2 separate regions of the Mus musculus genome follow, and region 1 is linked to region 2. Evidence: chromatin loops called from intact Hi-C (ENCODE). Cell type or tissue: heart. All regions are shown on one strand. Links, peaks and the distances in the headings refer to the core of each region. The heading gives the core; the rest is flanking DNA.

Region 1 (5,371 bases), core at 211-5,210, 59 kb before region 2:
GAGCAAGCAGATGCATACTCTGATGTTTCCAAACCAAGCCGTGCTGAGAACTGGGTGTAGGCCTAGATTTGTTTCAAAATCTAGTTTAATAAGTGTTCTTAAACGCTTTAACCTCCCTTCTAGCCCACCACCCAGCAGAGGAAAGTAGAAACTTCCACTTCAGCTGGGGGCAGGCTGTAGTTTGCTTCCTTCTAGTTCACCCACAGGGCTGGCTTCTCAGGCACTTTCTCTCCCCAGTGCCCCTTTCAAGACTATTTGTGGAGCGTATACATATATATCTTTTCCTCACTTCATTTCCATAAAGTTAAGTCTCATAGTACCGACAGCGCCAGTCTCCAGGCCTGGGCTCTACCTACTTGGAGTCTGTGTTTCTTTTGGTCCTGGAGAACTTTCTGTCTTCACATGTCTCTCAATCTTGCCTCGTTGTATATCTGAGGAAAAATAAACGTTACCTCACCCCTGACCTTCTCCAGGAAGTACCTTTGTTACGGTGGAAGGAGAGAAGCCAGTGGCTGTGTGAGGGGAAAAGAGCATGCCCCACCCCCTTTCACTGGTAAGTTTTTTTTCTTTCTTTCTGGGAAGTATGGGAATCTATTTTCTTAGGGGATGTGGCTCAGATATTTTTACTTCATGGAACCCAACACCTCAGACCTCCAGATTTATTTTCAGACTGGAATCTCTCCAGTGTAATGTGACAGCCTGGGCTGTGCTAATCAGCCACCACCCCTCTCTGGGTCAGCAACAGGCTTATGAAATTATAAATACAAATGGAGCCGGTCAGACAGTTAGACTCACCCAGGCCACATCCTTTGTAGCCTTTTATCTCACTATACAGACATGTGGAGCAGCAGGAGACTTTGTTCCCAGCAGGAGACAAATGAACCCAATGAATCCATCTTGTTGCAAGTGTCTATTAGTCCTGAAGACGCACACACATGCATACCTCCTGACCTAGATGTCTAAGCCAGAGCCTCGACCTTCAACCAGCTGACAGATGGCTTACCCCACAGCTTCTGTCTACCTCCTCTAGCAAGAAGAACCCAACTATGATCCCCCATTCTGACAGAAGGAAGAGGAAAGTGGGACTAGGGGCTCAGGAGTCTCTCCAGCATTGACAATCAGCGATTCAGCCTTGACATGGGTTGTTAAGAGAGCCTTGGCCTCCCCTCTCCAGCTAGTAGGGGTCAGTGACCTAGGAGCATAGCCACTCCTGGGGGAGGAGCTGGCTAGGGAGGATGAAGTAGAGATGGGAGGAGTCTGGGTGACTCCCTCCTCCTGGCGTTCCAGCCAAGTGGCTGAGCTGGAGAAGCAAAGCCGGTAACAGATAAGGGACTGGTTTTCCTGTGGCCTTGTTTATTCAAGCTTAGGTTCTTGTTGACTGGTTCCTGAGGGAGGTGGGGGTAGGGCAGAGGCAGTGTGGGGTTCCTGGATTCAGCTTGCATTCAGCTAGCCAAGGCCTTCAGGGAGGGCTTATTGAACCCATCTCTCTTTGACCCCCAGACTTTTATCCAGACGGTGGCTAGCTGGAGGCTTGAACCCTTGGTTTGGTGGGAGAGGATCCTTAACCAAGGAAATGGCTGGTGTCTAACTGCATTTTTCCTGGTCTGAGGATCTGTGGGTCTCAGGGCAATTGAGAAAGGATCTCCAGCCACCACAGAGCTAGTGATAACATGTTCACACTAATTCAAGAATTCCTCGTGCTGTGTTCCTTTGCCTCTCTGAAACAAGCTGAGTCTGCAGTGTACCACGTCTGTGGACCCGAAAGTCTGTACCTTATGCTGTGCAGCCTGGAGTCAGGGCAGAACACATCCTAGCCTGTCCCTTGTGGAGATTAAAGGCAATGAAATTATGATGCGACTTATGGCCCCGACAGGGTAGGCCATGAAAGCCTTGCTGGGGTCCTAACCTTGGGAAAGATTATTTGGCAGAGCCGATATGGAAGTGGATTTTGAAAGGTGGGCAGAACGACCACATGGTCAGCTGGGATCCAGTGAAAGAGCCTCCCAAGCAGAGGAAAGGGGAACCTGTGAGGGGAGGAAGTGTGAGGTGCTGAGGAAGCAGCAGAGGAGAGAACACAGGGCTGGAAGGAAGGGAGGCAGGGAGGGGGCCTGGAGGAAGAGAGAGGCAGCAATAACAGACTCCTTGGAACAGGAGATGAGGGACCCCAGGAGACTGACTGCTCTCTGAAAACAAATGGGGGAGGGTGCTCTTCTCATGTGGGGACACCTAGAACAGGGGCTTGCCTTCTTCACCTAGTGGTCCTTCCTTCCCAAAGCTTAGCCAATGGTGTGTTCTGTGCCCGGGGCTTGGGTGGGTCTGTGGTGGCAACGGCTTACAGATGATGTCCTGGGAGATCTTCAACTCAAGAATAGGACAGGTGGGAGGCAAGCTGAGCACCAAGAGGCGGTCCATCAGGCAGGGTGTGTCCCCAGACACTCTGCATCTGCCTACTATCCCTGTCCCACCCTCTAGGGTGCAGTAGAGGAGGTACTACAATTTCACAGACAAGCGCCTCAATTCTTCCATGTTCATAAGGTCATCCTCCAGCCTGATGGGCCTCCTTCCCTCTCTCTTCCCTCCCTCCCATCCTTCTTCCCACTGTATTCAACAGCTTTGATCCTGGTTCTTTATTGACTCTCTGACACAGCACATAGGAGGTCCCTTCATTGGGTTAGACATTGAGAGCATGGGCACAAGGCATAATATTAGACGGTTGGGGTGAAACCTCCTCGCTAGCTCAGTGATCTGCGGCAAATGTCTTCATCTTAGTCTCAGCACCCACAAAGCAGGTTAACAGAGACAACTGTACAGTCTGTTGGATTCCATGGGAACACTCCTATAAAGAGCTTTGGTGCATAGTAAGTGGTCCATGGATATTAGCTGCTGCTGTTTATTTGAATTGGTTGCTCACTCTGGGAAAAGAGGTTCCTGAGAACTTTTTTTTTTTTTTTGAGAAAATAATGCAACAATGAAAAGATAGCCACCATAATAGCAAGTCTTTATTTTTCATATCCATTTCCAGTACTTATGGAGATCCTAATCTCAGAACCCAGAGCCTAGAGAACTTTGTTTTCTTTGACCTGCTCCACTAAATCTGCTGTGCATAGACTCAGCAGATGACTGTGAATGTGGGATCCACCCTCGCACCCAAGCTGAGGGTAAGAGCCCTGGATTTATATTTCTCCTCGCTCCTCTATGCCTTGCCTGCCATAGATCTGGGAACCTGTTTCTCCTCATCTGTTAAATGGGAGTAGTAGTGTGAATATGGGCAAAGAGCCCAGCACATAATAAAGGATTAGGAAATGCTAGTTCCCAGCCCCTCCCTTGGATTTAGTATGGGGTGCAGAGAATGGGAGGAACCCAAGGTTGGGGGACTCCAAGGTGGCCCAAGGCCTCCTACCTCCCAATGCCACACAGTGATGCCCCCAGGACACCTGAGTGAACTGGAGACCCCATCTGCTCTAGAGACGGGCTAGCCAGCCTGTGGTTTATTTTTCTGATACTTCAGTGAGAAAGGAGGGGTTGTGGGAACCCCCATAGGTTCATGAAGGATGGGAGCTGAGGAAAGCCTGACCTGGGAGCTAGTGGGGGGCTCTGTTGTTGGGATGGGCCTACATCTTGTTGGGGAGAGGGACCATGGGCTTATGTGGGTGAGCCAGGGACTGCAGGGTTCATGAAGAGTTCAGAAAGAGCCAGGCACTGGGAGAGAGGCCACTATGATTAAGGGGAACTCATTAAAGCAGGCTGGTGGGAGCTTCCTGGATAACCTGGCTGAGTTACCTAAGTAACTTCCCTCTATTCCCTGCCCCCTACAGACCACTTCTATCAAATGCCAGGGAACATTATGTTAATAACGGATAATTGCCTAGGCTCTGAGAGCATTTGAGAAACCACGGCACTTTAAAATAGTATTTTAATTTTATGTGTATGAGAGTTTGCCTGAACATATATCTGTGTACCACATGCATGCAGTGTCTGTGGAGGCCAGAAGTGGGTATCGGAGCCCCTGGAACTGGATTTATAGACAGTTGTAAACCTTTGTGTGGGCGCAGGGAATTAAACACCATCTTCTGGAAGAGCAGCCAGTGCTTTTAGCGGCTAAGCCATCTCTCTAGTCTCAGTCGGGACATTTTAAAATATTCATTGTCTACTTCTAACTTCACAAGGAGGCAGCATAAGAGGCAACAATGCTGTTTCACAGGTAACAAGACTGAGACTTGAAAGGCTGAAGAGTGGCAGGAGTCATTTCTGCTGTCAAAGAACCTGCAGCTGATGGGTGAGTAGGGATCCCAGGGTTGTCTCCATTATTATTGCTATTACAATTTTCTTTCATATATTTATATATTATTTATATCAATTTTATTTTATTTATTATAATTGTTGCTATTATTATTTTTATGTGTCATAGCTGCCCTTGCCTTTATGCAACTGGGGCTGGCCTTGAACTTGCAACCATCTTCCCTCTGCTTCTTGGGTGCTGAGACTTTTTTTTTTTTTTTTTGGGTTTTCTTGAGACAGGGTTTCTCTGTATAGCCGTGGCTGTCCTGGAACTCACTCTGTAGACCAGGCTGGCCATGAATCCAGAAATCCGCCTGCCTCTGCCTCCCAAGTGCTGGGATTAAAGGTGTGCGCCACCACGCCCAGCGGGACTGTTGATATATATCATGTACCACTTTTCTTGACTTTTCGTTTGCATTTATTTATTATCTATCTATCTATCTATCTATCTATCTATCTATCTATCTATCTATCTATCTAGAGTCAGACTCTTGCTCTGTAGCCTAGGCTGGCCTTGAACTTACCATGTAGGCCAGTCTAGCCTTGAATTTGCTTCAATCATCCTGCCTCAGACCCCTGAATGCTAGGATTACAGGCATGGGCCATCATGCCTGGTTTCCATTGCACTTTTTAAAATAGAAGTTTGCCTTTATTCCTTTGAAGATCCATTGGTTTGCTTTTTCAGTCTTGGGAAATGACTTTCCACGTGACAGGGCACCCCTGGGTGCTAGTGCCCCTCAGAGGAAGAGCAGAGATGCAAACAGGCCTCGTTGGAGGGCATGGGACAGTGCCAGAGGCGTTACAGTTGCTTGTTAATGGGTGGCTAAGGGAGCCTTATGAGGTCACACTGCCTGGACATCAGCTGTCACTGACAGGACTGGGGCCTCTCAGCCCTGGACTGTGCATCTAAGAGATCACACTAGTAAACAGTGAGCGTGGCCTTGGGAAGACAGCCCTCCCACCCTGGTGCCTTGGTTGGCTCATTCAGAAATGATGACGTCCATTTTTCTGCCCTCCCCCACCTGACATTCCAATCACCTTTGTTGACTTTCTGTGTACAGGATGGTGGAGCAAACATTTCCCAAATTCCTGG
Region 2 (5,371 bases), core at 321-5,320:
TCAAGTGACCTGGAATGAGACCTGAGTAGACTGAGGACCTATAGCTGGCAGATGACAGGCTGTCTGACTAGCGGCTATCAGTAACCAGGAGCTTCCCTGGGGGCCCAAGAGCTCTGCAGAGTCTCCAGGGAACCTGCTTGAGGAGGACTCCAGGGGATCTCCTTGAATACACGGTCTTCTCTTTCTCTCCCACTTCTTTCTTCCTGGGCTCCTTCTGGTGTCTCGAGCTTGACCTGTTAGAAAAGAGGACAGGTGTGGAGGAGGACACTGTGGGGATGACTCTGGCACATGCCCACACCAGTGATGAGACGTGGAGCGCAAAGACCCAGAAGGGACCGTCGAGAAACTGCATTGCCGAGGCACCAGTATTCCTGGGTATACAGCTGGACCCTGTGTGACTGCCCCAAATGTTCCCTGGATTCCTCATCTCTCTCCAGGGAGAGAGGAAGTTTTATTCCTGGTCCCAGTGACACCCTCTTCAGCTCATCTTATGGGTAGAGAAATGAGTGACTCCTGTGCTAAGGACTCTGGGAGAAGAGTCTGCCCTACTTAGTGCTTCCCTGGGGAGGAGGGGCCGGTAAGCAGAGACAGTGGCTGAATACGTGTGGCCACCCCAAAGGAAACCTCTCTCCTGGGCTCTTGCTATCTTCCTCTGAGATCATCGCCCATCTTCTTCAGTTCAGCTCCCTCTCCCTTTCTGTGTGTTTGCTAGACAATTTCTCACTCAAATATTCACTTCATAGCTCCGAAGTAGCTGGGCACTCTGCATGAACTTCATGTCATTGGTGAAGGTATTGTGGCTGTGCTCTAGCCATTGCGGCTATAGAGGGAACAGATCCTAGGACCTCCCTAAGAGTTCCGGAGTATTCTCTGGCTAAGGATAGATATCTGTCCGGCGGTGCTGATGACCTCATTGCTGGTTCTGTCTCCACTGTTGTTAGTGCTTGTCTCTGAGTGTCTTCTTGAGGGCTTGGGGGTCATCTATTCTGAACAGTCAGTGTCACTGTCAACCTCAGGTTGCCTTGGTGATGTTTCTTGGAGGCAGACTCAGAGCACTGAACTTGATTATAACTCAGGAATGCAACTTGGTTTTTAGCAGGGTCAAGTTTGGGTGGTAACGTGGCAGAGGTGGTGGGTTTCCCACCTATAACCCGTCTCCCCCTCTGGTTTTTTGAGACAGGGTTTTCCTCTGCAGTCCTGGCTGCCCTAGAATTCACTCTGTATACCAGACTGGCCTCAAACTCTAAAATCCGCCTGCCTCTGCCTCCCAAGTGCTGGGATTAAAGGCGTGTGCCACCGGGCTCAGAGGGTAAGGGCACTGACTGCTCTTCCGAAGGTCCTGAGTTCAAATCCCAGCAACCACATGTGAGCACAACCACCCATAATGAGATTTGATGCCCTTTTTTCTCTTGCTACTTCCCTCCACACTGAGTACTGGACACACTGATCGGTGGGATACCACCATCATAGCCTTTGTCCCTACTATTCCTTGCACCCAGAATATACTCATCTATCTGCTAAGTTCCTGACCAGTTTCCAAGTTAGAAATAAATTGCCCGAAGCTTTCCCCAGACCCTCACGGAGAGGTTAGTTGTGGTTATACACACTGACAGCCTTTTCATGGGAGATGGGGTTTTCATCTTGTTTTACTGTAGTTCATTACCGGCTCTCTGGTCTCAATCCCCTGACATACAGAAGGTGCTTAGTAAGGTCTTCTGCCAGCACATGGCTCTGTGTGACTACATAAATGAATATTCGGGTGGCGAGGTGAGAGAAGGAAACACAGATGCAACCCTTAAGGGGAAACTACACCATGCTTCTCCAGCTCTGACCCCTCGATTATGCCTAAGATGTTCCTCAAGGATGCTGTATCATCTCCTTGGCCCCTCTCAAGGACTGCTTCATTGACTGCTTGCACGTTCCGCAGGGACTTAATGATGGAGAAAGCTTAAGGACCAGGTCTGTGTTAAATCATGGTAAGAACGTCTTCACATTTATGGTGGAGATCAGAATCTCTCAAGATACTTCATGGAGGTGGGCTCTGGGGTGAGATGTTGGGAGAAGGACCTCAAGGATCAGGAAGTCATAGCAAGGAGTGAATTGAGGTGGGGTAGGATGATGGCAGAGGTTGTGGAGTGAGTGGATTTGGGGTGGAAATGCTTTATGAGGGTGTGAGAAAGCTGGTGTTCGGAAACTGATTCGGGTCTATGGTAGCTAAATATTGTCAGGGGCTTTGCAGTTAGAAGGAAATAAAGCAGGAAAGGCCCAGTATATGGTAGTTAACAGACTTGGGAGGGGCAGGAAGCAGCCACAGAGTTTAGGATTTGACTAGTTCCATCACACAGGGCCTGTAGCAGCTGGGAGGATCCGACGGTGCTCCCTCCCACTTCCTAAAGGCAAACCCCACGGGAACAGGGGTGATCTGGGCCCTGGCTTCTGAGCAGCCTTTTTCCCACCTTTCTTGTGGGCAGTTTATACACCAATGGCCCAGCGCACCCCAGGAGGGGTGAATGGGGATCCATTTGTTTTTCCAGAGTTTGACCTCTCAGTAAAACTCTTACCCCAAAAAGTGTGGGTTTAAGTGAAAGCGTAAATCAGCCCCTTTGAAATGCAGAAGCAGCTTGGGGAAGCCCCCTTTGATATGCAACTTGGAACCCGGGCACTTAAAACCTGGGTTAATTCTCTCACTTTATTGGAGGCAGAGAAAGGGAAGAGGAGGAAACCCAGGACCGCTCATTAAGTCTGGGGACTTGAAAAGCTTGGGGCAGGAGCCTGCGGCTGCAAAGACATCAGGAAAGCATAGCGGCCCTGGGAAAAGCGGCCCAGTCCCCAGGCACTCTAATCCTGGTTCCCACCCAGACTGATGAGACCCGAGGGTGGAGAAGAGAGGAGGGGGCAGGCAGCAAGGGGAGGGGCTCCGGAGGGTGGGCGCGCGCGGGGGTGGGGTGGGGTGGGGTGGGGGGTGTTACTACGGAAACGGGGAGGGCGCGGGATAGGAGAAAGCCAAGGGCTAAGTTGGCAATTTCCTGAAAAGAACTGAGAATGCCAGAGTGTGGGTCTCATTCACTGGGCAGCGTGTGCTTTCGTAGGTCCGGGGGCTGTGGCCCCTTGTGGGATCCAGGGCTGTGTGGTTTGCCTGTTACCTCCTGGCAGGGTCTGGGACCTTCATTAGAAACATCTGTGGCTTGCTGACCCCTGTCACAGGGCGGGTGGGGGAGGGGCTCCATAAGATTTTCAGACAGGGGTGCGGTCCTGAAGTTGCAAGGCTGTCCCCTACCGGGACTCCCAGAAGGGAGGAGAGGCCGGGGCTCTCCAAGACATATGATGCTGGTTTGGAGAGTGCTCATCCTGGATTTTCCAAGGTGTTTGCCACTGTCATCCCTGCTAGCTCAAATCTTAGGTATCTCAGGCTCGCTCTCCTGGGGCACTGCAGCTGCAGAAACTTTATTGGGGAGTGCTTAAAGTTCCCTAGTGGGCTGGCAGCTAGTCCTGAAGCCCACCCCCTCCCCCCAAGGCTGACCCAGGCACAGACTGTGCTGCTAAATGCCAATCTGATTGCCCCGCTCTTCCCATCTGCTGACTCCAGTTTGGTGGATGGGAGAGGTGAGAATGTAAAAGCTTGATCCTCCAGAGTGTTATTTCTGTCTGGGCTGAGGGAGAGGGTAGCTGATGCGTTCCTGCCAGCCCCTGATCTCCTCGTGACCTCTGGGCTCTGGATTCTGGAGAGCACATTAGTCCTGCACACGTACACACTACAGGCAGGGTCAGCATAGGATTAGCAGCAGCTGAGCCCTACGCCTCTCAGCATATGTCCCTGGTCCTCTCTCCTCATGAACTCAGGAACCCACTTCCATTTGAAGAACTTTACCTCCGTCTGGGGCCCCACCTGGATCACCCAGTTTCTTTCTTGTGTCATCAAATGGCTATAACCTTATTCCTCAATGGATTTCAGACCAGGACCCAAACAATGTAAACCACAGGCGTAACCAGCTTCAACCTCCTTTATCATAGGAGATGGAAGGAGGACAGGGGGACCATAATTGAACCCAGCTGTCTTTGGAGCTACTGCCCAGGTCTCAGGGTAATCACCTCTGTTTCTCTTCACTCAGATCCTGCCTTGAGTGGCCAAGAGGATGCAGCTCCCTCACCTGCTTCATTATAAACCAGCACAGGAATCTCAGGAGGCTCCTGGAGGCCAGCACACGAGCAACAGAAGCTGAATAGCCACTGGCGCAGAGCTATAGATGCCCAAGGACTCTTTTCTGCTATGGCCACAGAAGTGGGCTCTGAAAACAGGAAACCGGGCTCCTGAGTGTTGACTTGGAGATAGAGCAGAGGGGAGATGAAGACACCGGAGGCCAACTAGAAACAGCCATTGGGAAGCCTCAGAGGGAAAGGGATGGTGGTGGGGAAGATGGGCAGGGTGTGAAGTCCAGAGAAAGGAAAAGGCAGAGAAAAGGCAGCCCCTTGGTGGTGGGGTCTGTAGCAACCAATCCTGGGTCATAGCGAGGGAAGGCCAAATCCAAGATGTCTGAGGTGCTTCTGGGAAAAGATGTATGGTGATAGTATATGTCTATGTAAGAATAGAATCCTGTCTGTACAGGCATGTGCACACACACACACACACACACACACACACACACACACACACACACAGCCCTGTATCAGCAATCATTGCATTCCAGTCACCCAAATCCAGCCCACTTTGCAAAATGCGTTCTCATGACTTGCCTGCACATTCTTCTCCACTGAACCCTGCTCATTTCTATATGCTTCCTGCAGCTGAGACTCTTTCTTCCCCGCTCTCTTTTAAAGCAACTGTACAAACACCTGCATTTTATTAATGCTGCCTGGAGCCGGGGCTGGGCTGGGCCCCCTCTGCTCTCACCCCCACACCATGCTCAGTGAAGCAAAACGCAAGGGTTAACCCTGTGTGGCTGGGTTTCTGTCCCCGAGAAGTGAATCCCCAAGAGTTCAGAAAAAAACGTCAAAACTATGAAAGAGTGAGAGTCCACAGAAGTTATTTAGGCTTTCTGTTAGCCCAGGAACCCCATTTCCCTTGTCTTAGCTTTTGGCCTATTTCTCTGATCATTGTGCCCCGTGTCTCTTGACAGAAGACAGGGACATCATCCTTTCTTGAAATTCAGGCATCCTCTTTAGAGACAGTTCTCCAGCCTGGCCCTTTAACGGTCTACTGCATTGTTCTGTCTTTAGAGGCCAAATGGGACTAAACAATCCCAGAAAGAAAAAAAAAAAAAGAAAAAGAAAAGCTGCTTTCCTCTTTAAAATATTTTTAAGTAAGGAAAGCATGAAGAATATAAAAATGTTCCATAATCCTATTACCCAGATATGCTGGTAGGGACTAACATTT

The links. A loop is a pair of places that touch in the nucleus more often than their neighbours do. Peaks named below come from ENCODE experiments on the same cell type or tissue, not always from the same donor. Only the 100,000 strongest peaks of a DNase experiment are listed, where the experiment ranks them.
Region 1: a loop joins it to region 2, with 1.9 times the contacts of the local background. A loop is called at or near these places in 2 of 42 quality-filtered maps.

The regions. Positions count from the first base shown.
Region 1 is chr12:80,080,009-80,085,379 of GRCm38, reverse strand. It overlaps Gm36660 (a long non-coding RNA gene), which reads left to right. Exons shown (of 4, transcript XR_872852.1): 1 at 1-553; 2 at 3,023-3,158; 3 at 4,202-4,276. Among named protein-coding and RNA genes, the nearest start is that of Gm36660, 3.4 kb to the left of the region's middle. In heart, for the core only: CTCF peaks have their summits at 1,828 and 2,457; DNase peaks (open chromatin) are centred at 739, 1,279 and 2,059; H3K27ac peaks cover 3,247 bases.
Region 2 is chr12:80,020,693-80,026,063 of GRCm38, reverse strand. Gm36660 (a long non-coding RNA gene) reads left to right here. Exons shown (of 4, transcript XR_872852.1): 4 at 4,110-5,371. It overlaps Gm36834 (a long non-coding RNA gene), which reads right to left. Exons shown (of 5, transcript XR_381742.3): 2 at 134-233. Among named protein-coding and RNA genes, the nearest start is that of Gm36834, 3.8 kb to the right of the region's middle. In heart, for the core only: no CTCF peak of the experiment used is centred there; DNase peaks (open chromatin) are centred at 2,373 and 3,653; H3K4me3 peaks cover 1,128 bases; H3K27ac peaks cover 3,825 bases.